Linked DNA regions of Mus musculus: region 1 is linked to region 2. A link is a loop called in an ENCODE intact Hi-C map of the cell type or tissue named here. Cell type or tissue: heart. All regions are shown on one strand. Each heading gives the region's core, and the rest is flanking DNA. Links, peaks and the distances in the headings are about the cores only.

What was found. Hi-C counts contacts between places; a loop is a spot of excess contacts. Peaks named below come from ENCODE experiments on the same cell type or tissue, not always from the same donor. Only the 100,000 strongest peaks of a DNase experiment are listed, where the experiment ranks them.
Region 1: a loop joins it to region 2, with 3 times the contacts of the local background. A loop is called at or near these places in 8 of 42 quality-filtered maps.

The regions. Positions count from the first base shown.
Region 1 is chr2:12,004,260-12,019,596 of GRCm38, forward strand. No RefSeq gene overlaps it. Among named protein-coding and RNA genes, the nearest start is that of Gm34768, 110 kb to the left of the region's middle. In heart, for the core only: no CTCF peak of the experiment used is centred there; a DNase peak (open chromatin) is centred at 7,402; H3K27ac peaks cover 802 bases.
Region 2 is chr2:13,256,509-13,271,845 of GRCm38, forward strand. Rsu1 (Ras suppressor protein 1) reads right to left here and starts at 14,907. Exons shown (of 9, transcript NM_009105.4): 1 at 14,692-14,907; 2 at 14,403-14,514. The coding sequence starts at 14,511. Gm13270 (a long non-coding RNA gene) reads left to right here and starts at 15,069. Exons shown (of 3, transcript XR_865976.2): 1 at 15,069-15,204. In heart, for the core only: a CTCF peak has its summit at 8,613 (motif pointing left); no DNase peak of the experiment used is centred there.

The DNA.
Region 1 (15,337 bases), core at 3,143-11,142, 1.3 Mb before region 2:
CAAAATAGCCCTTCAAACAGTGGTAACACATTCCTGCTTGCTGTACATGAGAGTACTGACAGTCTCCCCTTCTCTCTAAAAATTTTAAATGTCAAATATATACACAGAATGGGACAGGGGGGTGATCGTGTTAGTTAAAACAACAAGACTCTCCAAAGATCCATGTCTTTGCAGAAAAGGGGTTAACCCAGACGCAATGCACCCCTGTCAACCAAGGGCAGATTTACTGAGGTCAACCGAGGCAAATGGGGTGTTTGCCAAGTCGAAATGGAAAGGATTTCCTGCAGCACTGAGACACAGGAAGGGAGGACAAGGACACTATCAGCACAGAGTGAAAGGCAGCTGCTGGCAGGTGTGTGCACAGTGGTGGGTTTTATGTGGTGTTAGAGTGGCCTTTGTGTGAGGTTGTGGTTCTGGCCTTTTCTCTGAGGTCATTCTTGCAGTCAGGTAAATGTATACAAGAGCTCCTTCTACACAATGTTATAACTTCCCTCCCTTCTCCCCCTCCGCTTAATTGGTTCTGATAATGTTCCCAGATTCTATTGTTGTAGTTTAACAATTACTAATTCACAACCGGTCCGAATCTTATACATTTCTTGTCTTACACCTCTCTCTCTCTCTCTCTCTCTCTCTCTCTCTCTCTCTCTCTCTCTTTCTCTCTCTCTCTCTTTCCCTTTCTCTCTCTGATTATTTGAAGCAAATCTCATCACTTCAGGACATACTCCTGGACTTTGTTTAAATACAACTCCACCATGTTCACACTTGAAAATGACCATTAGTGATTCCATATGACATAAAGTAGCTAGTTGGGGCTCAAATGTATACAACTGTGTGCTAACATTTTAGCGATTCATTTGACACCCTCGTTGAAATAAAATCTACACATTCCAACTGCTCAAGTACCTCTTGACTATTGTTAGAGTCATTTTGTGTATATGAGTGTTTGGCCTGCAAGAACATAGGCAGCACCAGTGTTTGCCAGGTGTCCTCAAAGTTCAGGAGAGGGTTTGGCGCATCTGGAACTGGAGTTACAGATGTTTATAATCTGCGATGTGGGCCTGGGTCCTCTGGAGGAGCAACCAATGCTCAAAACCACTGAATAGTTAGTTCCCTATGGCCTTCCCCCACCCTTGGTGTTTAATTATTGAAACAGAATTGGATTGCTTTTCTCATAGATTTTGTGAGTCTGAATTTTGCTGATTATGCTTTATGTTAGCATATTCCTGTACTGATGTATGTTCTGAAAACTGGGATCAGATTTTGGTCATATTTGTGTTCATAGATACACAATATACATATTATTCCCATGAATGGCAAAGGATGAACTCTGGTACATCATTTAAGGACCATTTTTAGCCAAGGTCTTGGGCCACTATGCCGTGACAAAGACTGAACCATTCTACAACCTGCACATATATGTTATATATGAGTTCTACAGCCTATACATAGGTGTTCTACATGACTTCTATAGCCTGTATGTACATGTTCTATATGCCTTTTCACTTTGCTCCACACATACTTTGATGACCATCGTGAGGGAGAATTTTCAGATTATTTGCTGTGTGGAAGTCATTCTAAGCCCAAACCACGTCCCTGTGTGTGCGGAGCCTGGCAGTCCCTTGTTCTTTCTCCACTTGGTAATCATTTACTTTGGGTTCCATGCATTGCACTGGAGTCCTGGAGGTTTAAAAGTCTTTTTATTTTTATTGCTATCTCTAATTAATACAAAATAAACAAGGTATTCTTCCATGTTTCCAGGCTATTTGGCTGAATAAGGAGAAGACAGACCAAAGTGAGAGCTAATTACTCTAAAGAAGCCTTCAGAGAGAAGCAAGGGACAAGTGATTTTCTCACACCAGGCTGGGTTTGTAAAACTCGATCTTGTAAACCTTGGTCTCAGGGAACAATTTGTTACAAATACAACAAGACAAACCAAAACAAACAAGAGACCAGAATTCCATAATTCTCTTAAAAATCTAGTTTCACGTTTGTTCTCATTTAAAATTCAGAATGGAGAATTGAACGCTGCTCGAACAACCAGAATAAACAAAAGATAAAAAAAGGACCCTTCCAGCTTGATTTACCACGAAGGTCTCAGGGCCAGAAGGCTAGCTGGTAAACTCATACTCCGTCTCAGTACCAGAGCAACATCAAAACAGCACCGGAAAAATCAGTGATGGTTCTCTGTTAGGTGTCTAAGCCCCGGGGTTGGAGTTTAGTGAACAACAACATCCCTGAGCTACAAAGCTGGGCATGGTAGGGCAGCATGGTAGTTACAGCATCTTTTCTGCTCCTGCACCTTGGTGTGGGACAAAAAAATGGGGTCCTGCATCCACTTTTGGCTAGGGCTGCTGGGCGAGGCAGACTGGGGAAGTTTGACTGCTCGGACCCCAGGAAACTGCCAGGCAGGTATTGGACTGTGAGAAGCCACAGGACCCGCCCCCCCCCCCCCCCCGCTCCGGGGTGGGGAAGGAAGGGCGCAGTCTGGGGTCCCCATGGAACTGCAGGAGTTGGGCTCCAACTCTCACTCAGGCACCACAGATAACACTGGGCACCTCGAGGACCCAGGAGGCGTGGCCAAACACCTTCTGTCCTTTAAGGCCACTAGGGTCCCGCGGGACCAGGCTACTTGTGCACAGCTCACCACCCCACACCATGGTATAGTAAATTCTCCCATGTGTAAACACATTGAGTGAATGGGGAGAATTGTTATTTTTTATTTCAAAAATTATCATCTCACTAGTTTTATTGTTCCTATTTAAGTTCAACAGCATATCTTCTAAAAATAAAATCTAAACATTAAAACGAAAGAACTGGATGACTTTATAATAACCTTTAAGAAGACACAGCATGCCGGGTGTAGTGGCGCATGCCTTTAATCCCAGCACTCGGGAGGCAGAGGCAGGTGGATTTCTGAGTTCGAGGCCAGCCCGGTCTACAAAGTGAGTTCCAGGACAGCCAGAGCTATGCAGAGAAACCCTGTCTCGATAAACCAAAAAAGCCTGTGGAACTGAGTATGGCCACACAAAGGAGTTTTCTAGGAGGAGAGAAGAGCTAATTGGACTTTAAAACCTCCCAAGCTCTACATTATCAGGGACATTTCATTCCCAGCTACTATGAGTCATCCTTGTACACTGACATCACACACAGGTGAGTAATCTGTGTTACACCGGGAGAGACCGGCCAAGGCTCGTTTTATGGCTGAAGACATAAAGCTATATCCAAATGTCCCATTTTCAATCTTTTTCAGCTACACACTTGACATGAATAGCAGCAACATCTCTTAGAATGGAGGTGAGCAACACACACACACACATACCACACTCCAGTGCTCATTTGACTTGTGGGTCAGCCACCAGAGGGTGATATGAACTGTCCTGTCCTCTGACCAGAGGAAAGGAACTGACTTTTCACTGAGGTTACGGCCAGGTGGGAGGCCTCACTCCCTTGACTCTCGGGCCTGGCCTTACCTCTCACCTTCATTTTTTCTGCTCTGTGCTTTCCCCAGCGAGTCCTCGCTGGTCTCCTAAGTTCTAGTCTCCTGTGGCACTGCCAAAAGGTCACATGCCTTACCTATGTGAGACCTTCAAGGTCCTCCTTAGTTCTGGGCCTTGGCAGTTGTGATGGCCATCTTGGCTTTCTTGACTACCTCTACAATGAACTAAAAACTCACCTGTAAGGGACTTTTTTTTTTTTTAATCATTTGAGGTAAGAAGACCCTCCTTAAATATATATCACTTGATGTTGGAAGAGCCATCTTTAATCTAGGCTGGTAGCTGCTGTGAGCTTGCTGCTAGCTTGCCTTCACCCTCCCTGGCAGGTCTATCCCTTCACTGGCATTAGAGCTTCCTACTTTGGGATTCTGATGTACACTGAAGACCAGCCGTTGACACATCCAGCCTCATAGACCTGAGGACTTCTAGATTCTTGGATTTTTCACTGGGAGGCAGCCATTGCCAAATTAGCTGGACCACAGCCTTCAAGTCATTCTGATATGTATGTACATTTTTCACATATTCAGTCTATCAGCCCTGTTCCTCTAAAGAACTGACTAATACGGCGTTTTGTCACTTGGCCACACATCACATGATACTGCTATGATACAGAAATGTGCCTGCCTTCTGTACTAGCAGTTACTCTCGGAGGAGAATCTTGCTTGAATTAAGATTTTTTTTCGGGGGGAGGGGGGAGTAGTGGTGTTTTGTTCACAAAGTGGTCAGCCATAGTTGAAGGAGCCTGTAGACTGACTCTATTGATTTTTATTTATACTTACTTTTTGGAGATAGGATCTCCAATGTAGCTCAGGCTGGCTTCAAAATCACTGTTCTCTTGCCACCTTCCAAATGCAACCCTGTTGCATTCTGAGCGACTCAGTTCCCTTTCTCCCCTTGCTCAGCTTCCGAGTAGGTCACGGAGGGGTCTCAGCAGGGCACGGGTCATATGAGCTATTTAATGGAATCTCTAGGCTCAATTGTCTTTAATACAGCTCTACGTGTTTTATTAATTGAACTTCATGACTAGAGGGTTGGCAGCAGAGAATGAGATGGGGGAGAGGGTTGAAAGACGGGAAAAGTAAAGACTGGGATGTTAGGGAGAGCCAAAGTGAGGCTTCATTCTAAGGAAGGCGTCTGACAAACTATCAATCTTTGCGTGAAGGGTATTGCTGGCCTGTGTGTATCAGCACCTGTCTCTCCTTGGTCACTTTGGACACAGGTTGTCTGTCCCCAGCAAGACAGAATGATTCCTAGCTCATTTAACTGGCAAGCACATGTGTATGGTCAAAGGATCCAAACAGTAAACAGGGGAAGTCAGGGATTGTATTAGTGGTGTGCCAACTAGCTTGTGTTGTCCATTTTGTTTGGCTTAATTTTTCTTTGTTCTCATTGAAAATCCCATCCATTCAATCTTGAGAGAATTCCATTTCAAAAGAATGCTTTACAACCATCACATTAAAAAATTTTTTTTGAGATAAGAGTTTCTTTTTGTAGCCCCAAAGAATTCACATCTAAAATGTGGGCTATGCAGTCATGCATCTAGTACACATCATCTCAAGTCTGGGTAAACAGGCCCACTACTATATCCAACAAGGTCAGCATCAGGCAACTGGTGTAGAGCATGGGCCAGAAATTAGTGTGGCAGGTGACTCTGTTGGCTTCTATTGGCATCAGATGGTTGCAAAATCAAGGACAGATGGAGACCCTCAGGCTGGTGTGGTTGGGCTCACAAACTTTTCAGTTTTCACGTCTTGCTGGCAATTGATACCATGGCAGAAAAGAAACCCAGGACTAAAGAAGAGTGGCTACCATCTTGTCTGGACCAGCAAACACTGTCCAGACATCCATGAGGTTAGAAGAGAAGGTAATAAAAACGTTATTACTATGTATTTAAGTCTCAGCTGAAAAAGATCTCTCAGCAAAATCTTCCAGGGAAAGTTTCTATTTTGAGAGCACAAGGGAGGAGGCCTTATATTTTGTATACCATTGTAACCTAGTTTGAAGGCATACATTTGAAAGTGTGTTGACAATTTAAGTATTTCTTAATTTGGTCTCTCTTGCATTATTTTGAAAAGCTGTTGAAATGAGAAAAGAAGGTTAGCCTAGAAACAGCAGCTTGTGGGGGCAGGGGAGGGGCAGGGTAAGGAAGGTGGCGGGGGCAGGGAGAATCCAGTGTCTCAAAAGCCTGTGATAGAACAAATTGAAAGAAAATATTTGGAGACACAAACCCAAAGAACCTAAGGACTAAGGGGATTTTTATGATAATCCGAGGGTTCTGAGCATGCTGACCTGAACATCCGTGGTCCAGGATGAAAGCATTCAGCACACTGCTCAGTCAATATTGTTGTTGGGAAGGAAAAGTTTGTGGTGGAGAAAAGGGGGAATTTTGTGGACAAAGAAAAACAAAACTGTAAAGCAAGATGTTCACCTCATCTGAAGTGATTTCAGGACAGGTTTTAAAATGCACGTAATGAAATGCTTCTCTGGATGGATTACAAAAGTCCGTGGCTGCTGGTGTAAGCAAATAGTCTAATTCTTGCCCTCAACATGACAGAGAGAGAGAGAGAGAGAGAGAGAGAGAGAGAGAGAGAGAGAGAGAGAGAGTTGACCATCTTGATTAAAATCTTATTTACATAAAATAGCCAGTGAGTCACACAAACTTAGTAAAAGCATGTGCTATAAATTAGGTGCTAAATATTTATTTTTGCAGTGCTGAGACCTATAACATCATGCATACAAGACAAGTATTCTACCACTGAGCCACACCTCCAGGTCATGTTCCATTGTATGACTGGTCATATGACCAATGTCATGTGTATGCAGGTGCTTGTGAGTTTATGTGCATGTGGAAGCCAGACGATAAATGTGGGTATTCTTCTTTAGGCTCTATCCTTTTTTTAACATTAAAATTTTATTTTTATTTATTCTGTAGTGTGTGTGTGTGTGTGTGTGTGTGTGTGTGTGCTTGCTACAGCACATAACTGTGTGCAGAATAGAAGCCATTGTGTGGGGATTTGCTCTCTCCTTCCACCATGTGGGTCAGGGAATCAAACTCAGGTTGGCAGGCTCAGGAGCAAGGTGCCTTTACCCACTGATCCATCTTTCCTGATTTATGCACCTTTTTGAGAGTTCTTTCTCACTTATCTGGAACTCACCAAGTAGGCTAGCCCTGGCCAACAAGTTCCAGGGCTCTGTCTGTCCTGCCATCCCAGCAGTGGGCCACTGTTCCCAAGTTTTGCAAGCACTCTGTAGACTGAAATACCAACCCAGTCCCATTTGCTTTTAAAGACAGGTTCTTACTTTGTAGCACCAGCTGCTTAGGAACTATTAGCCCAAGCTGGGGTCACACCCAGAAATATAGGGATTAGATTCAAGCTGTACTAGACTCTAGTTGAATTCTCTTGAAACATCTCCAAGTTGGTTTCTTCCATTGCTTTTTTTTTTTTTTTCCTACTAGGAAGCATTTCTTTTGTTACAATATTTACATGAAGAGAGCACCTTTCTGTGTCTCTATTTCAAATGAGTACAATTTGTTGTAAGAAAGTTGCAAATGAGAAAAACAAGGACACTTTGAAGAACATTCCTTTCTTCTTTTAGGACCCTCTTTGTAACATCTTTCCCTCTTATGGGCCAAGTCCAGCTGGCCCACCTCTCCCTGTCTGGTCTGCATTCTGTGATTTTGTTTGCCTGAACAAACCCAGAGCCAGCTGAGGGAAACCAGGGTCTGAAGTCAGAAGCCAGACTATGGCATCCCCCTTTGTCCACAGGCAGATTCCACATGGGTTTGTTTTAGTTTGCAGTGATGGCAGAATTCCATTCCCTGGGGGACTGACAATTATCTGTATCCTCTCTGAATTTCGCTGCTTATCTGTAGACAAACTCCCAGCAGTCCGCTGGCCAGAACACCAAATGAAAGGACTTGCCAGCACAGGCTGTGCTGCAGGATCAAGAAGCTCTCTTCTGTGAGGGGAGGGAGGGTGATGGGGTGGAAGCATTCCATCAGTTGAATGTGACATGCAGGATATCACCAAGACCACAAAGAGACAGGCAGAGCGCCTCTGAGGTGGAGAAGCACATCTCTTTTAAGTGAGGAGGATGGCGGTAACAGCATTGGTAGGAGTCCTAGCACGGGCATCAGCTCTTTTGTGCATGAGAACTTGAGGAAGGGCTGGAGAAGTGGAGGTGAGAATGGAGGAACACTAACTTCCACAGCTAAAGCAGGCTCAGGCAGACTGGGAAGGTGGTCAACGATAACTTCATTTGTTCCTTCATTAACTGAAAGGATAATTAGTGTATAGTTCTTTTGGTTATGCATGTAATATGTGCAGGGCTGTTGTGATGATTCAGCCAGTAAAATGCTTGCCTTGCAGGCAGAAGGATCTGATCTCTAGGAGCCCATGTAGAAACAGTGGGATATACTGGCATGTATTTGTAAGTTAGCTGTTGTGGGAAGTATTAAAAAAATGTCACCATCCCACTCTATAAGGAGCAAGACATCAGCAGGCTGGCCAGCCATGCACTGGCGGACAATGGCTGGCCTCTTCTCATCTTGTGGAGACTCTTTGACTTTAGTGGCTCCGAAATCTCTCCACCCTGCTCTCTAAGTTCCCTTTGGACAGTCGTTATCAGGCCAGCTTCATGCTTCAAAACTCCCATGGGGTTTTGTGGCACACATCTGGCAAACCCATGCTTTACGGCCATACCGTTCTCTCTGGAACCCAGTCAAGCTGCAGAATGAAGGACAACACCACACAAACTTAGTTCAGAAATAATGGTAACTCAATCGCTGGGCGCAACAACTAGAATCCTAATCTTGTAAGCCATATTAAATCTAAATCTTCTGGTGGTAAATCCGTCTAAACTGGGAGACACTATATTTTGTCCTCTCACTATTGCTATCGAAAAGCTCCTATTTCTCTCCTGCCTACTCTCTTCCTCTATCCAACCCGGAAGTCCTGCCTACTCACTCAGTGATTGGTTCCTTTATGCATTAGGTGATGGTTCATAAGATGTTATCTGAGTATAACTCATTCCTCATTCCAGACAATTCCTCCTGGGAAAGCAGAATTAACATCAAAATACAAACGCACCAGGGCCATCCACAACAGTTAGTGATAAGTGGACTTAGGGCTCACTGGCCATCCAGCCTCGCCAATTAGAAGAGCTCCAGGCCAGCAGGAAACCCTGTCTCAAAAAGCATTTTGGAGACTAGAAAGGTAGGTCAGCAGTTAAGAACATCTACTGCCTCTGCTGAGGACCCAAGTTTGGTTCTCAATGTTAAGCAGCTCATGGCCACTACTAACTCTAGTTCTCTGGCTTCTGTGGGTACCTACACATACCCTTCCCACATATGAATAAGTAAGAACAATAAAAATAAGTCTTTCAAAAAGGTGGATGGCACTTGTGAGTCACAGCTGAGGTTGTCCTCTTACCCTCCCCACACCTGCACATGTGCACCTCTGCATGCATATAAACATGTGTGCACACATGCACAAATAAGACATGTATATTAAGTCAGTGTAAGGAAACTGAAAATAAGATGGAAAGAGGGGGGGGGACCCTAACCTGGTGCCTCCAAGAATTACTGTTTTACAGATCGTCTCACATTAGCTTTTCTGTTTATATTTTTAAAAGATCTAGTTTTACTGTTCCTTCCTAATACATATACCTTATATGTAGAGATGTGTAGGCTTAGATGTTTCAAAACCTACTTTAATAAGGGTACATAAATGCTTTAACCTCCCTTCTAGCCCACCACCCACCAGAGGTGGTGGAAAGGAAAGGTTAATAAGGCAAAGGAGGTGTGGACTTGTTTACAAATAGTTCCTGGGGGTCAATTCCAATCTTCATTGTCAGGGTATCAGCAGTTCAGCTCACATGAATCAGCAGTGGTAGTTTGATCCACTCACAAACACCATTCATGAATCAGCAGATGCAGGTAGACCCAGAAGAAACTGTGAGGCTCTGCCAATTGGCCTGAGCCCATGGAAGTGGCAAGAAGCTGCCAGAACACCACCAGAAGTTCTTTGGTGTATTTCTCTCTATGAACTCATGACAAATGATGACCAGCAAAGAGTGGCACAGTGAACCAACAGCAGGCAGCATCCTCAGCAAAGACCAGCAAAGAGTTGTAAGACGAACCAGTGCCAGAGCATTTTCCACAGTCTGCTGGGTTATCCTTATATCCTTTCCAAACATCACGTGTTCTCTCAAGTGTCTGCTCTAGCAAAACATCACATGACCCCCCCCCCTTTTTTTTTCAGGCAGCTTCCAGGAAATCACCATGTGTCTGTTCGCAACAAAAACATCCTCTCATAAGATAGTTTCCAGAAACACATCACATGACACAACTGAGTATACAAAGAAACCAGACATTTCCACTTCAGGGTACATAACTGCTGTAATGTATAATGGTTAAATGATATTTTTCAGTTAACACTAAAAACACATTTTTGAGGGTATCAGTGGATTATTTGTATCAGTTGTGTCTATGTCAGTTTTCTATCTGTCTTTATCACTCCCACGTAGAGTATAGACATCTGAAGTGATGTATAACAGGTGAGGGAAAAGGAAACACGATGAAAAGCTATTTTGGGAAGACCCCTCCTATGTTCTGAGAAGATAAATGCACAGCAGCAAAAGACAATAAACAGAGATACTATGGGATATGGATTATAATTTACATGTGTGTGGCTCATGCCTGCAGTCCCAGCACTCCAGAGGTTAACATGCACGGGGATTATGTGTGCACATCTGTGTCTGTATGTGTATGTGAGTGTGTGTGCAGGTGTGAGTGTATATGTGATATTACAAACTCCAGCCAGAGAACTTACCTGCCCCGTTCCTCTTTCTCTTGTCAGCTTTGTCACTCATGCCCCAGCATGGGCACTTCACTGGGAGCACCTCCTCTTACTGTATCCTCAGTGGCAATTGATGTCTTTACCGATGAGGTCACCGGGAGAAGGCATGTTCCTTCCTCTTAGTTCATGTCTGTCTGGTAAAATGACTGAAACATTCTACTAAACGTGTACAAAAGTGAAGAGCAAATGGACTGGGAAGCTCCTGAATGACTTCTGTGAAGACTTTATTCAGGTTTAGGTTGAGTGGAGGAGGCAGGGGCTAGAGCGTGGGAAGGTGGGATGGAGAAGTAGGCGTGGCGGAGTGAAGTGTGCCCTTGTCAGCTACGTGAAATGGCTCTGATGCCATTGGAGGATAATGAGGAGGTAAGGGAGAGAGCTGAGCAAGGGGAATTGGCTTTCCTTTAAAAAGTTAAAAGTAACCACGACCAAACAATGGCAGGCATCTCTGTACTCTATCCTTTGGTGTATAACTATTCAAGTTAGTTAAGATTTCTCAATAGCAGGATGCTGATGTGACTAACAGGAATGAGAGCAGAACTGATTTATAGAGATCTGTGAGAATTAAAGAAGATAATGAACATAGAATGTGAAGGACCATGAAATGGGGGTTGCTAGAGGCAGAGGAATGAACAGTAAAACAGACAGTAGCAACAGTTGCAGTGATAATGTAATAGTGTGTGTGTGTGTGTGTGTGTGTGTGTGTGTGCACGCTCATGCACATTCATGTGTTGGACCTTGGGGGCCTTCCATTTTTGTTGAAGACAGGGTCTCACATTGGCCTGGAACTTTGACAAATAGTCAAAGCCAGTTCAGCTTTTCCATTGAGTTTCTAGAGATCTGATTATTTCTGCCTCTCATCTTGCAATCATTGAGATTACAATCACGTGTGACTTATATTTTTTATGTGGATTCAGGTGTTCTTAACTCAGGACCTTATGCTTGCAAGGTAAGCACCTTGCTGACTAAGTTATCTCTCAGCCCCACAGAGACGTTAAAAACCTTACAACATGAAGGACTTACCAGAGGAGGTAGAGGCTTATGAGAAGGCTTGTCTTCTGGCACCAGCTATTACCCAGGGGCAACGTTTCCTTCTCTTTCTACTTCTTGTGTGGATAGTCATTCAGCAGGAAGGGCTCTCTCTGGGGTGTAGGTCCCACACACAGGATTTGGGGTACAGGGAAGGACACAGGGCCCCTGGGAGGAAGGAAGGAAAGGGACAAATCCCAGGGCAGAAAGGATCTTCCTCTTACAGTTGATAACCAGGCCTGCATATAATATGCACATGCGTGCAAGTGTGGCATGCTCCCACACACCAATGGGAAACTGAGGGACGGAAAGATTTTGGAGCACAGTGAAGATACTCGAGTCCCTTCTCCCACTTCCTCCGTGGACTGTGCTGTTGGTTAAAATGTACTTCTAACCTGGGCTAAAAGATCCTCTTGTATAGTTTTCTGTGCTCTGTTTGACCATAAGCATCTGGGCTTGTGCATTTCCCAGCTCCATAGGTGTGTCATTGGGTGTGTTATTATTCCTGCTGCCGTATGATGCGGATTCAGGGTCCCTCCACTGAAGTTATAAGATCTCTGAATTTCCTTGGGTGATCAAAGTACAGGCAAAAGGTGTGAAAATGGGGGTCAGCCTGGGGTTAATCCTCCCTGGAAATTCATTTCTATATCTTAAGTAACCTTATCTGAAGAATTGTAAGGAAAGAGGTCACTCCTACACATTGGGCTGCCCACCACTCCAAGGCTCTCTTCCCATGCCAACAAACACCCCTTCCCCATACTTCCACCTCTTAGAAACCTATGACTCTTAGCTCTGCTACTTAGATATGTATTCCTTTACAAAGCAGTTGTCATGGAGAACGATTGAAACAGTTTCAGCTTTTTGGCTGGACTGCACAGACTCTCGGCTTGACACCCTTCAAAGTCTGCTGCACACATGGAAGCTGGTGGGCCCCTCCCAGATACCAGAGTGGCAGTGTGCCTGGAGCCCAATATGTAGAACCACACACTCAAAACCAGGGCGGAGTATTTCCAAGCTCTGGAGATGAAATGTGGATGGGATATTAGACTAAATAGAAAACAGTGCATGGTGTAGTCATGACACCCTCTCTAGCAGGAGGGATGGATGAGTAAACAGGTGTGGGCCTCTCATGAGGACTTTCCCAGATACCTGGAACTGCATGTGGAGTAGTTTGGCATAATGATGTCAGGTTATAAGAGACAAAGGTGTTCTAACGTAGGGCCAAGGTGCACCCTCCTTTTTCTTTTAGTTAGAACGAGTTGCTGAAACTCCTCTGAGTTAGCACAGCATTCTGTTCTTGTTAGCACATTTCTGTGTAGGTCTAAACAGAACAGCATGTCACTTGAAACAGTGACTGGGGTATCATTAAGGGTTGGTCAATCTCCAACTCAAACTAGACAAATATGCCCAAACATGGGTGACATTTCTACTTGTCCACTAAGATATTTCCTCCCCTTATACACATGAATGAGGTTGCGACTGAACACAAGGTTCCATGTTTATAACTAGTGACCAATCCAGGCCACTGGATTTCAAATAGAAGTGAGATATGTGTGACTTACTGGCCCATTCTCTTGATATTTCTCTTAAATGACAAGGTCATGCTGCTTTTCTTCAAGCTGGAATCCATACATAATAGAGCAGCCACCTTAAATTATGCAGTGGGAACTAGTTTTAAGTTAATCGATCAATCAATCAATCAATCAATCAATCGTGTGTGTGTGCCTGTATGTATGTCTCTGTATCAATGTATGCACTGCCCTTAGAGACCAGAAGAGGGTATTAGATCTCCTGGAACTGCTATTACATGAGCTGTGATGTAGGTATTAGGAATTGAACCTGGGTCCTCTGGAAGAACAGTCAGTGTTATTAACTACTGAACCATCTCTTTAGCCCTATTGGAAATCATTTTGACGACAAAGCATAAGAAAGAAGAATGAGGACCATCAGTCACTATATAGCTCCCAGATCTGTCCTGGGTTGCCTTTCTAGACTTAAAAATCTCTCTCCCGCCCCCTCTCTCTCTGCCCTCCCTCCCTTATCGTTTCCCTCTCTCTGTATGGGATATGTGCATATTCATTTGCGTGTATACAAGCATTCATGCAGCTGTGCATTCACATGAATGTGTGTGTGGAGGTCAGGGATCAACACAGGTGTCTTCTTGAATCCATCTCCACTGTGTTTTTGAAACAGGGTCTCTCACTATGCCTGCCACTCACCTGTTCATGGACTCTGGCTGGACAGTGAGCTGCAGAGATCCCTCTGTCTCTGTCTCCACCATTCCTCTCCATGGTGGGTTACTGATGTATCCAGGTTTTATATAATTGCTGAGGGTGCCAGTTCAGGTTCACACTCTTGCACATCAACTATGGTTGTTGATTTTGACCAGATCATCTCTTTAGCCCTCTTTTCTAGATTTTTATGTGGCAGAGAAGTCACCTTCTGACTTGCCACTTTTAGTTTGGATTTCTCCGGCAGTAAACTATGATCTACCCAATGTCACTCCTATATCTTAGATTTAATATAGTTTGGAAGTGTTGTTTTCCTTTTTGATCAAGAAAATCTGTTCTTTAAAAATTTATAGATATTGGTGTTTTGCCTATATGTTTGTTTGTGTTCAAGGTGCATGTCTTGTACCCATGGGGCACAGAAGGAGGTGTTGGGTCCCTTGGAACTGGAGCTACGGAAGTTAGTCAGTTGTGAACTCTATATACTGAGATCAAACTCATGTCTTCTAGAAGAATATTCTTAGCCACTGAGCCATTTCTCCAGCCCTTCTATGGTTCATTTTAAATTTTTTCTTTTGTACTTTTATCGTCATGGTAATTTTTAACAGATGTAGTAGATTTATTTAACTTTTTAACTAATCTATATTAATTGTACAAATTAATGGGTTTCATTACATTTTCAAACATGCATATCATGTATTTTGATCAGGTTTCATCCCATAATTATTTCACATTCCCTCCCCTTGTTTCCTCCTCCTTTTACCCTGAATTTTTTTTCTTTCATGTCATTCACCAGCCCCTACATTCTACATGTGAGAGGAAGCACACAGAGGCTGTCATTGTAGAAGTACCTTATGTTAATCTGACCATTGGCACTTCTGTACACTTTCCTGAAAATGACACAATTTTGTGATGATTTATGGCTGACTAGAACTCCAACATGCATTTATGCTTCATTTTTTATCCATTTATCTGGTGAGAGGCAGGTAGGCTGCAATAAACAGGTGTGCAAGAGTTTCTGAGACGAGCTATCTTAGAGCCCTTTGGGTATATATCAGGAGTGTAGACCGGGCTCACACAGTGATTACTTTTAGAGATTATTGAGTAACCTTCATGCTGACTTCCATAGTGGATACTAATTCATGTTCCCACATATAAAAAAATCTCCTCCTTACCCTCCTTCATCTCCCTATCCTAAGCAGCACTTTTTTTTATTAATGATATCTATTCTCCTTGGAGTAAGACTCAAAATCAAGTAATAGATGTGACATATGTCAAGAGTCCAGGATTCAAAGGTCATTTTCTAAAAGATCTTAATAATTCTCATTTTCAGTGTGTGGACAAAGGTGTAAAGCTCACATTATAATCCAAGAACAACAGGGGATGGGGTGGGTGGTGAAGCCCAGTCAGCAAGCCTGTGCATCACATGTACCTGGCATTGGGCTCAGGCTCTAGCACCTTGTCTCTGAATAATATCCCAGATAAATAGGACAGCTGAAGATAATCGTCTCTGATAAGAAAGCAGCTCTTTGCCTGTAGCCATCCACAAGCTAAAATTTGCTGATAAGCACTGCAAAACTTGCTGAATGAGCATCCTATCCTCCTGTAGTAGGAGGGAAGCCAGCTCCCACCAAATGCAGATATCAGGCTTTCAAATACTGAAGAAGTGGTTCTAAACACACTCTTTTCTTTCTTCCTGGCTTACTGCTATGCAAAGGCAATGATGTTG
Region 2 (15,337 bases), core at 4,798-12,797:
TGCCTTATCTTTCTTCTAGATAGCTTACCTGAACCCAGTTCACATACCTCTGGTGAAGGAGTATGTCCATTCAGATGGATAAAGAATCAGGAGATGCAGTTTGGCTTTCTAACATCACACGAGCCTCATGATGTTCAGAGGAAGGCCTGTTAAAGGCGAGCGATTCACAGCAAATGCACAGGAAGCAGAGTAAGGAACCAGGAAGTAAGAGCCAGGTCAAGCCATTAATGGCAGAACCCTGGTGATGTGTTTCCTCTATATCGGGACTCACTTTTACAAATACAAAATCTAAGCCGGGCTGTGGTGGTTCACACCTTTGATCCCAGGACTCTGGAGGCAGAGGCAGGAGGATCTCTATGAGCTCCAGGTCCGCCTAGTCTAGAAAGCAAGTTCCAGGACAGCCAGGGCTACACACAGAAACCCTGCCTCAAAAAAAAAACCTTAAAAACAAAACAACAGCAACCAATACAAAATCTAAAGACAGATCATGATAGCAGCTCAGCTGCTCTGTTCAGCTGTTACAAACACGTTAGCTTGCAGCTGCTGAGACTCACTTCTCTCAGCTCCACAATGAAAGCAAGTACAGAGGCAGAAAGTGAGCCATCAAGTGCATTTGGCAAATGATAAGCTTGAGATATTAATAAAAGTAATGTTATGGCTTGAATATGAACTAGCCCACACAGGTACATGTGTTCACTGGTTCCCAATGGCGGGTGAGGTTTTGGAAAGCTATGGACCTTTAAGGAGATTAACCTTTGGAGCCCTATTTTCGACGGCTGTCTCTCCTACTTTTATGGCCACAACTTGGCGTGACCTCATGCTTCTGTAGTCATGAACTCTGTCTCCTTCACAACAGACTGAAAGTTCTGACACTGTGAGCCAAAATATCTCTATCTTCTAAATATTTCTATCTATTTTCTAAATATCTAAAGAAGTTTCTGCCATGCACTTTGGGCACACCAGTGAAAAGTAATGAATTCAGACCACATGAATGTGTACATAGAGCTCACTTCTTCAGTCACTCTAACAGGACTTGAAACATGAAAAGAATCAATATAATCGCTTCAGTTTTATTTTCTCTAGAGAGGCTACGATTTGGACTGGGAAAGGGAGACAGCGGGGAGCCTGGCAAAGATGCTCAATTGCCAAACCTGAGGACCTGAGTGCCATGCCCGGAACCCACAGGGTGAGAAAGAAATCAAGCTCTGCAGATTGTCCTCTGACCTCTACAGGCACCCCGTATAGTTCAAAGTGCCCACCACACACTTTTGTGCATTCACACACATATACACACAAACACACACATACATAGTACATACCACAAATACATGATTGTAATAAAACAAAATTCAAGAATTTTTAATAAAACAAAGAACTTCTATGAAGTTCAGTTTACAAAAACGTGACCAAAAAAAAAAAAAAAAAAAAAAAAACTCCTCAGAAAATTCCGTGAACTCCAAACTCCAAAGCCATGAAGATCGATGGTGTCACTATGGCTGTCATGAGAGAAAACAGAAGACTGTCTAACAAACCCCATGAGAGCCAAAGTCTGCAGAACTCAGCAGATGGAGAGGAGAGGGAGTAGATAAAGAGGGGAAGGGGTGTCCACTCCTAACTTTGAGGGTGCAGCCTATTAGAGCTGAGGAGCTGAACAAGTCTACCCCATGACCTAAAAAAATGACCACCACTGGGCTTCCTACAAAGACAGGGCCTACAATCAAGACAGGGCAAGTCAGAAATCCTCGAGACCCTGGAGAGGGAGGGTACAGACAGACAGGGAAGGAGGACTGCACTGGATTATCTATGCATGAGCTGTTATGTGTTTGGAAACAACAGAAGGTGCAAAGTGCTAATAGTAAAACAAACTTGAAATATGAAAATAAATCTGAAATGAAAGCAAAGCCCATAAATTTATTAAAGTAAAATACAGAACAGAATACAAAAATAGTATTAATTGGGCAGGGGGTCCTGGACTGATTAAAACAGAGACTTCAAACTGTCTTAGCTAGGGTTTACTGCTGTGAACAGACACCACAACCAAGGAGCTCTTATAAGGACATTTCATTGGAGCTGGCTTACAGGTCCAGAGGTTCAGTCCATTATCATCACGGTGGGAGCATGGATACATCCAGGTAGGCATGGTGCAGGAGGAGCTGAGAGTTCTACATCTTCATCTGGAGGCTGCTAGGAGAAATCTGACTTTCAAGGCAGGCAGCTAGGATGAGAGTATTAAATGGCAAGCCCACCGAGACACACCTACTCCAACAAGGCCACACCTCCAAATAGTGCCACTCCCTCCCTGGGTCAAGCATATGCAAACCATCACACAAGCTGAACACACATGCCTGTATGCATTGTTCTCTGCTTTCCAACTCTGGACTCCATGTCCTCACTGCTTCAAGCTCAGGGCACTTGCACAGTGAGCCAAAGGAAACCCTTCTCTCTTCATTTGTTTTTATCAGGGTATTTTATCTAGAACAACTAATGTGAACAATCTGAACTTGGGCAACAGTAGCTATGAAAACACAGCCCATAAAGAAGCAAAACTTACTTTTCAATGCAAACCCTGACCCTGGCACTACATCCAGACCTGCATCGTTCTTGATCTGCACTCTACAGTCTTAGTAATTCCCTCGTGACACTGTTAACCATGTAGCCATGTTTGGAAGCCTCCTGTGCACATCAGATGGATCCATTAGTGTGATGCTTCCCAGAGAGAGATCTGAAACATGAAAAACTTGCTTTGAAGGGCACAATGTTCTAGAAAGTGCCTTGGTTGATCTGGTTAGTGCCATTTTTAAAGCCCACTATACGTTAAGAGTGCTCAGTGTGGGTCAGCCACATACTTCTCAAATATTTCCCCTATTTTGGAGATTCTCGCTTTGCATTTTTAAAGCATATGGGTGCACACTCCACCCCCCAGCAATTTGCTCCTTGGTATTTAACCAACAGAAGTGCATGCATATGTTCACCAAAATGTATCTCCATATGCTCACAGCACCACTGTTTATAATAGCCCTACCTGGAAAATACCTGTCTTAGGTAGCTTTCTGTAACTGTACTGATGTAGTACAACTAGAATAAGCTGACTGGGGCACATTCTGGAGGTTTCAGCTCCTGGCTGCTTGACCCTTGGGGCGGTTTGAATAAAAATGGCCCCCAGGAGGTTGGAGGAAATGTATCATGGGATTGGTGGGGGCGGGTGGGAGGCTTGGAAGTTTCAAAAGCCCATGGCAGATCTTTCTCTGTCTGCTGCCTACTGGTCAGGATTTAACTCTCAGCTACTGCTCCAGGGCCATGCATGCTGCTGCCATTTTCCCTGCTATAAAGATCATGACCTAAGCATCTGAAACTAAAAGCAAGCTCCCAATTACATTCTTACTTCTAAAAGGGTTGCTGCGGGGGCTGAAGAAATAGCTCAGTGGTTAAGAGCACTGGTTGCTCTACCAGAGGAACCAGGTTCAGTTCTGAGCACCCACATGGCAATTCAAACTGTCTGCAACATCGGTTTCAGGGAATCTGACAGCCTCACACAGATACGCATGCAACTAAAACACTAGTGTACATAAAGCAAAAATAAATAAATAGCATTTTTTAAAAAAAAGAGTTGCCTTGGTCATGCTGTCTGTTTACAGCAATAGAACACAGACCAAGACAGCTCTGCTGTTTTGAGGCTGAAACAAACCTGCTGACCTCCTGGTTGTGAAATAAACAAAACACAAGCAGAAAGGGTGAGATACTAAGCGCCCCATAAATAGGGTTTGCCCCAGTGACTGCCTCCCTCAGAGTCTACTTACCTCTTAAAGTTTCTACTACTTCCCAAAAGTACCAAGACAGGAATTAAGAATTGGGGAGTTCAAATCCAAACCAAAGCACTAATCAAATGTCCATCCATGGTGGGCTGGATAAATGGTGTCTAGATATCTAGAACCAACTGCATATAAATGAGTATTACAGGCACACAGCTGGCCTGCTGAGTCCCGGCACACAGCTGGCCTTCAGGGTCCCGGCACTGAGCACTCGGTATATATACAGGGCCCTCCTTGGTGTCTTTGCAGTGGCATACACAAGAACAGGAAGCATTCGGTTTTTTGCTTCTGAAGTTGGAAGAGTGGTCTTCCCCGAGGGGACAGCAGCTGTGAGGGGCTCCGGAGATGCCGGTAAGGTGCTCTTTTGTTGTAATCACTTCGGTTTCACCGTTCTGAATGTGTAGACCACAGAAAAGCTTCCCACTTAGTGTTTATAAAGGCATCTTTTAAAAGGTATGTGCAAATGTGTGAGGGTTTGTACATGCTCAGCACAGGGAGTGGCATTATTTAAAGGGGTGGCCCTGGTGGGGTATGTGTGGCCCTGTTGGAGTAGGTGTGTCACTGTGGGTGTGGGTTTTAAGACCCTCATCCTAGCTGCCAGTATTCTGCAAGCAGCCTTCAGATAAAGTTGTAGAACTCTCAACTTCTCCTGTACCATGCCTGCCTGGATGCTTCTATGTTCCCCGCCTTGATGATAATGGTCTGAACCTCTGAACTTGTAAGCATGCCATTTAAAAGTTGTCCTTATAAGAGTTGCCTTGGGGGCCAGAGAGGTTGCTCAGCAGTTAAGAGCCCTGGTTGCTTGTTCTTCCAGACGTCCTGAGTTCAATTCCCAGAAACTACATGGTGGCTCACAACCATCTGTAATGGGATCTGACGCCTTTTTCTGGTGTGTCTGAAGACAGCAACAGTGTACTCACATAAATGAAATAAATAAATCTTTTTAAAAAAAAAAAAAAAAGAGTGGCCTTGGTCATGGTGTCTGTTCACAGCAGTAAAACCCTAACTAAGACAAAATGTTTGGGCGAAAAGAGTTCCAGTTCCCTCGGCTCAAATGGTATGAGCATGGATGGCATCCATGAATGCATTCCTAAATGGCAAGAAAGCCACTAGCCCATCGATGCAGGAACTGTGGCTTCTTGCACATAAGCAGCTCGGCGGCAAGTGCTAAGTGTACTTGCTCAATTACCAATTATCTCTGTCTCCTACGCGGGATTTATACTTATCTTGACAGAAGAGTTTGGAACAGGGAACTAGAAGAAACCCAGAATGTGGCTTCTGACATCTGGAGGCCTGGAGTCAATTCCTCCATCTACCACAGATGGACTGTTAGGTAGGCTAGCTTAGCGTGTTCCCCCTGCCACTAACTGGATCATCATTATCATCACATGGGCCATGAGTTTAAAATGTAATTGCTATGAGAGTTACACAGCTGTATGTGATAAATGTGAGCAAGTGTTAATAAACTCTACAGAGTCCAGCACAGTGATGCATGCATGGCTGTGATATCAGCACCCAGAGGAAGCTGCAAGAAAGATCATGACGTGGAGGACAGTCTGGTTATATAGTAAGCTCCAGGCCATCATGGCTGTCTGAGGGGACTGGGAATACACACACACACACACACACACGCACATGATATCCATATGTATACATATAGATATATGTATATATGTGACATGTTATCTTAACAAAGTGCACAGTCTGTAGAATAGAAACACATAATCTGTTAAGTAAATATGTCTGACATGCCTTGAAGACTTAAACATTCAAAGCTAGAAGGGAAAACTGCTTTCAAGGCTGACCACTCGGTACTTAGTAAGTGGCTGGTGTGCTCTTCCCTGGGTGAGAGACCATTTCTCCCATTCTCAGTATCCCCTTGTTGCCTGTGGGTTTGGTTTACGGATGAGGCCTCCTGGCCTTCCCTTTCCATGTGTCCATGTTTCCTTGTTTAGCTCAGATTCAGGCAGACAGACTGGTGAACTTCCATGCGTGTGACTTCTGACTAGGTGACAATCTCACAGCTTTGCCTCTGGCTCTTACACTTTTTCTGCCCCATCTTCCTCAATGATCCATAAAGGTTCAGGAATTGTATTGTAGATGGACAGCCCTGAAGACGCGCATACAAGTAATGTTCTACTGATTGAGCAGGTTGTCCTTAGTGTGTATTTAGGAATATACATGGATACGTGTGTGTAACAATTAATGAAAACAGAGGCCATAAATTTGAAGAAGAGCAAGAGGTCTATGTGGGAGGGCTTGGAAGGGGGAAGTGGAAGGGTAAATAATATAATGATACTATAATCTCAACAAAAACAGAAAAATAATTTAAAAGTAATAAAAATGTATTAGCATAGGAAGACTGTTGAAGCTGTCATTTATTTATACAGTCTGAATAATACTCTCTGAAAAACTGAGAAAGTAAATTCCCTTTCCCTTAAGATACCTGATCTCATGATATCACTGCTCATTTGGCCCTGGTCTTCCTTAACTTTAAAAAACTATTCTGCATCCAGAGTACAGAGAAGCATGTAGGAACAGAAGGATCCTCAACAGCACTGGTTCTCAACCTTCCTAGTGCTGCATCCCTTGAATATAGTTCCTCATGGTGTGATGACCACCAACCACAAAACTCATTTTATTGCTACTTCACAATTATAATCATGCTATTGTTATGAATCCTAATGTAAATATTCGTGTTTTCTGGTGGTCTCAGGCGACCCCTGTGAAAGAGTTGTTGAACCCCCAAAGGGGTTGCAATCCCCAGGTTGGAAACCACTGTTCTAGAGGGACAGATCATTATGACATTCTGTCATTCTGACTTATTTTGCTTGCACATGAACCAGTGTCTCCCCAGCACAGTCTTTTTTCAGCACTGTAACACAAAGAATGTCACAGGCTAATGAATTAAGATGTACAATAGAAATCTTAGTATACAGTAAATCACTAAATTAACAGCAGATCTCACATGTGGTCACCAAACTCTGTTAGAGGACTATCGGCTTCTCAGGAAACCACAAAGAGGGGTGAGGGTGAGGGCGGGGTACTGAGCTCTGGTTGGATGGAGACTGGCCTGCTCCTGTGTTTCCTTCAATGCTCAGCCTAAACTAAGCTGTCAGGAGGCACATAGTTTACAAGCCTAATGCAGTGTTTGAAGGAATTAGGAACCTGAGCCAAGCGTTCGAGGCAAGGCTTTAATCTCCATCTCTTGGGAGGCTAAGCAGAACATAGTCAAGTTCAAGGTCTCTCTGATCGAGAGTAAGGCCGAGCTACCTAGGGGGCTTATTGATATCCTATCTTAAGAATAAAAAAAAATTTAAAACTGACTATGGCTATATTCAATGGCGTGCAAGGAGTCCCAAGTTCAGTTACCAATCACCTCGGTCCCCTCCCCCACCCCACAGAAAGAATACTTCTTAAGAGAGAAAGAACATAAATCTGGGTGGGCGGGTGGGTGGAGAAATCTAAGTGCACTTGGGGAAAGGGAGAGAATATGATCAAAATACATTGTATAAAAACTTTTAAAAATAAAACGATCAAGAGAAAGCTGAAGCACTCTTTTTGACAGGCGGGTAAACCCCAGTCAGGCCTGGTTATGGGCTCCATTTTTCCTTTGACAGTGTCCATCCAGGCCTGGCAACTTTTGGCTGTGAAAGCCTGCAGAAAACACAGCACAGTACCAAAGAGAAAGGATGCCAGCCACACTGAGATGCAAACGTTGACTCCACCATTATCACGATGCTGTGAGCACAGACGACGCTCTCTCATCTACAGAAGTCGGGCAAAGATCACATGCACCCAATGGTGACAGGAACACAAGAGCACGCAGGGCTCTTTCAGTGAGAACCTCCAGGGCAGATGGTATAAATGGTCTCATATGCCCCAAGTTCATGTCTGAGCCCGGACCTCTAGGTCCCTGGAATAAAACTATTTGCAGAGATGATCTTTACAGAGTTCAGTGGGTTCAAATGTGTTGCCTGGATAGACCCTGATCCAGGCTGACCACTGTCCTTAGAGAAGGAATGCCTGACACAGGCACCAGGAGTGTACACAGTCAGGGTACAGCCCATCTGAAGACATGGGGAGAAGACAGAAGCCTGCAAGTGAGGCAGAGGTGCCTCAGGAACCCTGCTACCAATACATCTTAGACTTCCTATGAGAAACTGAGCCTCTGTTTAAGGAACCCAGTCTTTGGCATTTTGTTAGAGTAGCACTAAAAAGTAAGAAAATAGAAGAATTTTGTTAAGGAATTAGTCCTTGATTAAAATTAAGAGATTAATTAATTATATTACTATATTTACATAGTATTATATGTGATACAAATATATATTTATATTATATAATATTGTCTACAATATAATATATTAACACGTATAATTAATATTATATAAACATATATTTATTAATATATTTATAAATGTATTTTATATATTATATATAAATATAATTAATGTCTTTAGGAAATATTAAGAAAATACACCATTTTTCCTTTTTAACTTTTCCAGCATTTTAAATTCACATTACCATCTTCCATGACTAAACATCACACCCTGACGAAACTGAAGATTCTACTGGATCTTGCACTCAAGAGCTTGTTTTGAGAAGGCGTGAAAGGCACCAACATGGAAGAAGTTTCCGACCAAAATGCTAAGCATGGGTGAGATTCTGCTCACCTGTAAGGTGCCACAGGTCATGTGCCATTAAGTGGTTGGCCTCTGCACAAAAAGGAGAGATGAGATGCTTTCAAAGCAACTTGAGAGGAGGCAATGCCTCTTATAAGCAGCTTAACCCTGCCCTCTACTGGTCAAACTGTGACATAGACAGCCCACTCCTCTGCTTTGAAAAATCAAAAAATATCAACCTGTGCAAAGTCACTATTCAAAGACGCAAAAGTTCTTCTTCTGCATGAAGTCACCTCCAGCATTCTCAGGGTCTTAGAAGATCTCTCGAACAGAGACAAGGCTTTCTCTCAGGCAAGTACAGAAATGTATCAAAGGTGATTTTAAGCCATTATTCACACCAGCTCTAAAACAGACTCCCAGTCTCATAACAGTTGGCACAACAGCAAGCCGTGGGTAGTGTGATGTCTTATGGGAAATCAGCTTTATTATCCAGTGCCCAACCTTATGGTCATAATGCAGTAAACATTAATTTATCACTGAATAAAGATTCAATATCAAAGAAATCTCTAGGAGTAGTGCCCTCATGAAAATGCATTTAGTCAACAACAACAACAAACAGAAATGGCTGAGAAACACCTAAAGAAACATTCACCATACTTAGCCACCAGGGGATCACAAATTAAAACTGCTTTTGGGATTTCATCTTACATCAGTCAAAATGGCCAAAATCAATAAAACAAATGACAGCATATCCTGACAGGGATTCGAAGAAAATGGACCACTTATTCATCACTGGTGGAAGTACAAACCTGTTCAGCCACTATGCAAACCAGCATGGCAGGACCTCAGGAAGCTGGGGTTCTATCTCCCTCAACATCCAGCTACACCATTCTTGGGCAGCTACCGGACAGACGCTGTGCCTGCTATAGAGACACTTGCTCATCCGTGTTCAATGCTTCTCCATACATCATAGCCAGAAATAGCCTAGATGCCCATCAACTGAGAAGTAATGAAAATGGGGTTCATTTACACAGTGAAATACTATTCGGCTGTTTGTTTTTTAAAGGAATTATGATATTCTCCGATGAATAAATGGGGCTGGGGGGAAAAATCCTGAATGAGATAACCCCAAACAAAAAGACAAATATTCTAAGTTTTCTCTTGTATGTAGCTATTTGCTTTTAAACCATCGAGATATGTGCTATAATCCATATATCCACAGTGGTTAGGGGTGTAGTAAGGGACTAGTGTTGAGGAGAGGATTTCCCAAAGAAAGAGAAATAGAACATATTATTAAGGAGAGACAGGGAAAGGAGGGACTAGAGTGGGAAGATTAAATGAGGAGGGAGATGGGAGAGAGGGGCAGAGGAAGGAATGCGGGGAGGGCCATTATACTGCGGAAGCTTCCTAAAATAAATACATGTATGAAAGAGAGATACGTAGAATCACCAAAGAATGGGGGAGACAGTGCCCCAACTAAAAACCTTTCACCACCAGGTAAAACTTCCAGTGCCAGAATGGCAAAGGATCCCCACTGTAAACCCACGAATATCTCAGGCCATTGGTTGCTCTCCACAAACTGACAGGAAGGCCCTATTGCCGAAGAGAACACCCACATCTCTCACTGAACATGGAGAAGGCGTGCTGCTGCCATACCAGAGCCTGTGCCCCTACTGAATAGCATTCCAGTACTCTGTATGCTACCTACCAGATGAGAAAGGCATCATCAATTGAGCTGCAATGTTGCAACCTTCAACAGTGACCTGCCCAGGAAATATGCTGGTGTCAGAAACACAGATAACGAGCCTTACGGCCCATGAGATGGAAACCATGCCTGACCACTGGATGGCCAAGAGCCTGAGAGTAGACAAGCCATGGCCCAGGGAAAAACCAAATACCGGTGCTCTACTAAAAGAACATACAATAAAATGGCTCCTAATGGCACACTCTTTCTTTACTGATGGATCAGTGCCTTGCTTAGTCGTCCTCAGAAAAACGTCTTCTCACAGTAGATGGGAACTGATACACAGACCCACAACTGGACAGTGTACAGTCAGTGAGAGATTCACAGTATTCAGTCCTAAAGGTCTCCTCCTCCAGCTTCTGCCCTCGGGAATTGGGGAGCTATGGGGAAGAGGAGGCAGCGGGATTTGAAGAGCCAGAGGGGAGGGAGAACGCCAGACACAACAGGACACAACAGAGTGTGGCAGCATGCCACAGCATCAGCACAGGTTCAAGCCGGATGAGACTCAAGCTTGCAAAGGAAAAATTAGTTTTCTCCAACGGTTTTCCATGGGTCATATTAGCCATACTTAGGGTAGATGCCCTGTTCAGGAGTACCCAGTCAAAAACAACAAACTCAATGCTATATTTGTAGATCTTTTGTCTCCTATTGCTTAGTTTGGATGTTTTTGTCTTGTTGGTCTTTGGCTTGTACACTTTGTTTTCTTGTTTTCTGTGTGTGTGTTGGAGGCTGTTGTACAGAATTGTTTCTGCAGTTTTCTTTTTTTATTTTTTTTTTGTATGTTTGTTTTTTAAAGAGAAAGAAAGGGTGTGGAGTGGAGTTGGGTGGGCAGAGAGGATAGGTGGGAGACAGAAGAGAGGAAAAGCCCAATCAGAATGTATTGTATAAAATGCTTTTCAAATAAGGATTTCTTAACTAAAAGCAGTGATAGTCTTCACTCCAGAAACTCTTTCCAGGCACTGCCAGACAGAGGGATGCAGGAGAGACAAGCTGGCCAAGCTGGAGGGGGCTGGGTTAAAATTTAAGAGCCTTGAGAAGCCTCCCAGAGATGGTGACCCAAGAATAGAGTCACAGACAGGTACGCTCTCAATTCCTTCAACAGTGTTAACTGGCAAAGACTCAACAGAAGGGCAACGAGAAATGACTCCTTCACATTTCAAACCCCAAGCTGGGCCTCAGCACCAACTTACAGGAGGAAAAAAAGGGGGAGGGAGATGTGAGTAGGTTATTGCTAGAATACACTCATTCCTCCTGAGTCTCACTGATACTTGCCCCCAAAACAGGCCAGAATGATAACTGCATTCTCCATAGGAGCTCCCAATGCAGGGTTAACTGGTAGCCTGTGGTGGTGCACACCTGTGATCCCAGCACTTGGGAGATGGAAGCAGGAGGGTCCTCCTCACTACAAAACGAGTTCAAGGCCATCCAGGTCTACATGAGATCCTGTCTCAACAAAATAGAAGGTAACTCACATCTCTTCATCTATGGAAACACTTTGGTGTGCTCATACATCCCAAACCCCCAAGCAGAAATGCTGGCATTTCAAATGCTTCAAAGAAATGCAAATCCTCCCTTCTCATCTTCAAAGCCAAATCATTACATTATTTTTAAGAAGTTAAATTAGTAAATGCAAAAAAAGGAAAGCTTAGGGTACAAGACACAGTCATTCTCTCTGCATGTAAGTTAATGGTTTCCTGTGTTTAATCAGGATGCTTGCATTCTAAATGTCATAGCTGCAGATAAACCTAAGCAAAAGAGAAGAGAAGAGAAGAGAAGAGAAGAGAAGAGAAGAGAAGAAGAGAATTCTTACACAATACTCGAGGTAATTTTATCATATAGCACCCACATTGGATGCCAACTGATTGCTGTTTTAAATTTATTTGTGTTGTGTTTGAGATGAACCCCAGAACTGCACATGTTCTACACAAACGCTCCACCACTGAGCTCCAATCCAGTGAGTGGCTGATAAAGCCAGTTTAGGGTCAGGCTTCCAGTGAACACTCTACAGTCTTCCAGGTTCTTAGGAGTCCTGACAGCAAGGACTCAATACACCCAGCCCTTCCTTAAGCCAACACCAGCAGAGGGAGTGAGATTTTTAAACTTCCGCTGATCTTTCCAAGAAATACCAATGTTGTCTCTTGGTTTCTGGTTTGAGCAACTACAGAAATGACCTTGCTTTTTATCCCCCAGTATTAGACCAGAAGCAGTTTTTTTTCCCCTTCAGGAAGCAAGTGGCTATCTTTTCCCCTGTAGTAAGAGCCAAGGCTTCAAAGAGATAATGGAGCTGAACTGAAATAGCAGAGCTACTCTTGTCATTTGTTAATATTACATGGGTCTTCATCTTCCAGAATGATACAAATGGCTCAGACCACTGTGGGCTCAGGCTTCAGCCCATAGGGAGGCATGCAGCAGGCAGAGAACTAGGTGCTGTTCAGGGCGCAGATGCACCTGGTCCCCTGCTCTCTGTTTAGCCTCTTCTTCCTTTACAGCAGTGGAAACCGAAATAAAGCCAAAGCAATGGGAGTGTCTAGATCCTCGGCAGACACTTCAGTGTCAAAAATCACCACAAACCCATTCTTACTGCAAGAGACCAACACATGTCACCCAAACCAAGAAGTTATCAAGATGCTAAGGGTATGTCAAAGCAGGACTCTTCATGATAGCTAGATGTCTGCAGTCCACTTTGGCCTTAATGTGTCAACATCCATCCCAGCCTGTACTCCAAGAACAGACAAGAGTCTTCATGCCTAGGAAGCTATCCACTGACTTTAAGGTCTCTGTACAGCTCCCCTCTGGTTGATGTTCTAACATCCTACTCTGACTCCTATCAACATTTAGAGTGCCGACTGTGTTCCAGACACTATTCTCAAGAACACAAGCATGGCATTGCATATTCTCTTGGTATTCGAATGAGGAAGAGAGTCTACTGGATTAAAAATAAATTAATTGGACTGGAGAAATGGCTCAGCGGTTAGGATCACTGGCTGGTCTTCCAGAAGTCCTGAGTTCAATTCCCAGCAACCACATGGTGGCTCACAACCATCTGTAATGGAAGCCCTCTTGTGGTGTCTCTGAGGAGAGCAACCGTGTACTCACATATGAAATAAATAAATCTTTTTTAAAAAATTAATTAATTAAAGGCTATGCAATCTGTGCCTTGTAGAAAGGTGGGTTCACACAGGAAGATAGAAAGAGAACGTTTTTCATAGGCTATGATGTCTGAGCTGACTCTTGGCAGTTAAGTTAAGGGACGTCAGGTGGAAAGGCATATAGATAAGGAGACAACAGACTTGCAAGTCAGGAAGATCTGGCTGCTCAGGGTCACTCAGTGGAGCTTATTCAACATCGCTTGGAATGAATGCATGGAAGGGATCGGTTTATGATCAGAATCAGACCTTGTATGTCCCGCTGAGGAATGTGGGGGTACCACTCTCAACAGTTAAGCTCTCAGAGGATCCAAATGAAGTCACAGGAACCTACAGAAGCGTGGTGACTTACTTAAAAAGTGTTTTCAAAGACCAGAATTAGTTTGCAGAATTTAAAGATCATGAAAAAGTGGACACTAGAATTCTCAACACAAAATCTGGCGATAGTGATGCAGCATTTACACATGGGGATAACCGTCTCCATGTGGAGAAGAGGAGATGCCCATGAGAAGGGCACAGGCAATGGAGTTTATGACCATTCCCACTTGTACTGAGTTCCCTGTCTGGTTTTACAGATGAGAAAAAAACAATAAAGTAAGAGTCATATAAGTTCACAGCTGAAAGCAACACCCTGATTAAACGGGTGCTGAGCTTGGATCACAAGATTGAGCAATGCCTGAACACAAATGGGAGAATGACCCAGGAATACGTAATGAAGGAAAATGTTGAAAATACTACTGGCACAAGAATTCTTACTATGCATGTAATTTTTGAGTACCACCAGCTCATGATTCATAGAGTAAAACGTGACTTCCAAATTACAAACAAAAATGGCTACTTGGGACACTACATGGAAGATGGACTTCAAAGCTATGAAGCTCCCTCACCCGCTGAGAAGGAACTGCAGCACACCTCGTGTGACGTTCTCATCTGGTTCACCAGTCCCAGCAGAACTAACTGTGGTTTGCAAGCTCCTGACAAGTGACCAAGTGACGAGCAAAGGTGGAATGGCAGGCTTCCGAAACTCGCCTCCCAAGAGAGCAGTTACTTACAAACTTAGCAACTGTCCAAGAGAACTTACACAAGCCGTTGACATCCAACATACTGGAGATACCCCTGTCACTCATGTCCACTTCCGGCTGGTTCTTCTCCCTGCTCTCCTCCACCAGCTTCTTCAGTGACTTGGACATGTTCTGTAGCAAAGGACAACAAAGCACGTGGATGATGGCAAAAATGGGAGCCTGGGGGTTGTGGGGCAGGTTAAGGCAGGAAAGGAGCAGAGGCCCAGGCTGAATTCTCCAGGGCTGCCTAGGGGAGAATGGGTATCACCATGGAGTCCTTAATGGAGGACTTGGACCCCGCACACTCACCGCAGCGAGCAACACCTGGTGGGTGTGATTAGGGACCTGCAAGGGAAACTCGGGTGGAGAGCGATGAACTGGATCAGCCGAAAACAGGATCCCGCAGCAGGAACACACCCTGTCCCAGCGATCGCGCAGGCGCACACAAAATCCGGCCAACCCCACGCCCCTCCCGGCCTGACACTTCCCAAATTAGGAGAACTGTTTCCCAGCTGTGGCTCCAGGCGAGGCTCTGCCCACTGAAGAAAGTGGACCCCGAGGCGGACCAATCGTACACGTTTTAGTCTCAGAGACTCCGCCCTACGCTGAGGAACGCCCATCTTCTTGAGTTTGGAACTTGAATTGGACTCAGCAAGTGCATGTGATCTAGATTCTGCGCATGCTCAGTAAGCTAGCTGAAGGACAAAGTTCTGTGGGCGGAAGCAGGGGATTCTAAGCTGGTCGCTGGTACCGAGGTAGACTCTTAGAATGCAGCTTGTGTTGAGGGATTTGGAGTTCCGTCCTGAGAAATCCACAAGTCAGGTACTCTCTTTTGTCCTGCGTCTTTCGTTGCCGGTCCCCTCCCACGGAGAGTTGTTACCGTGAGTCCCTCGTGTGCCCCTGGCTGTCGCAGACCTGGTGGAGGTATGAGGTCTGGATTATGGTAAAGATTCTG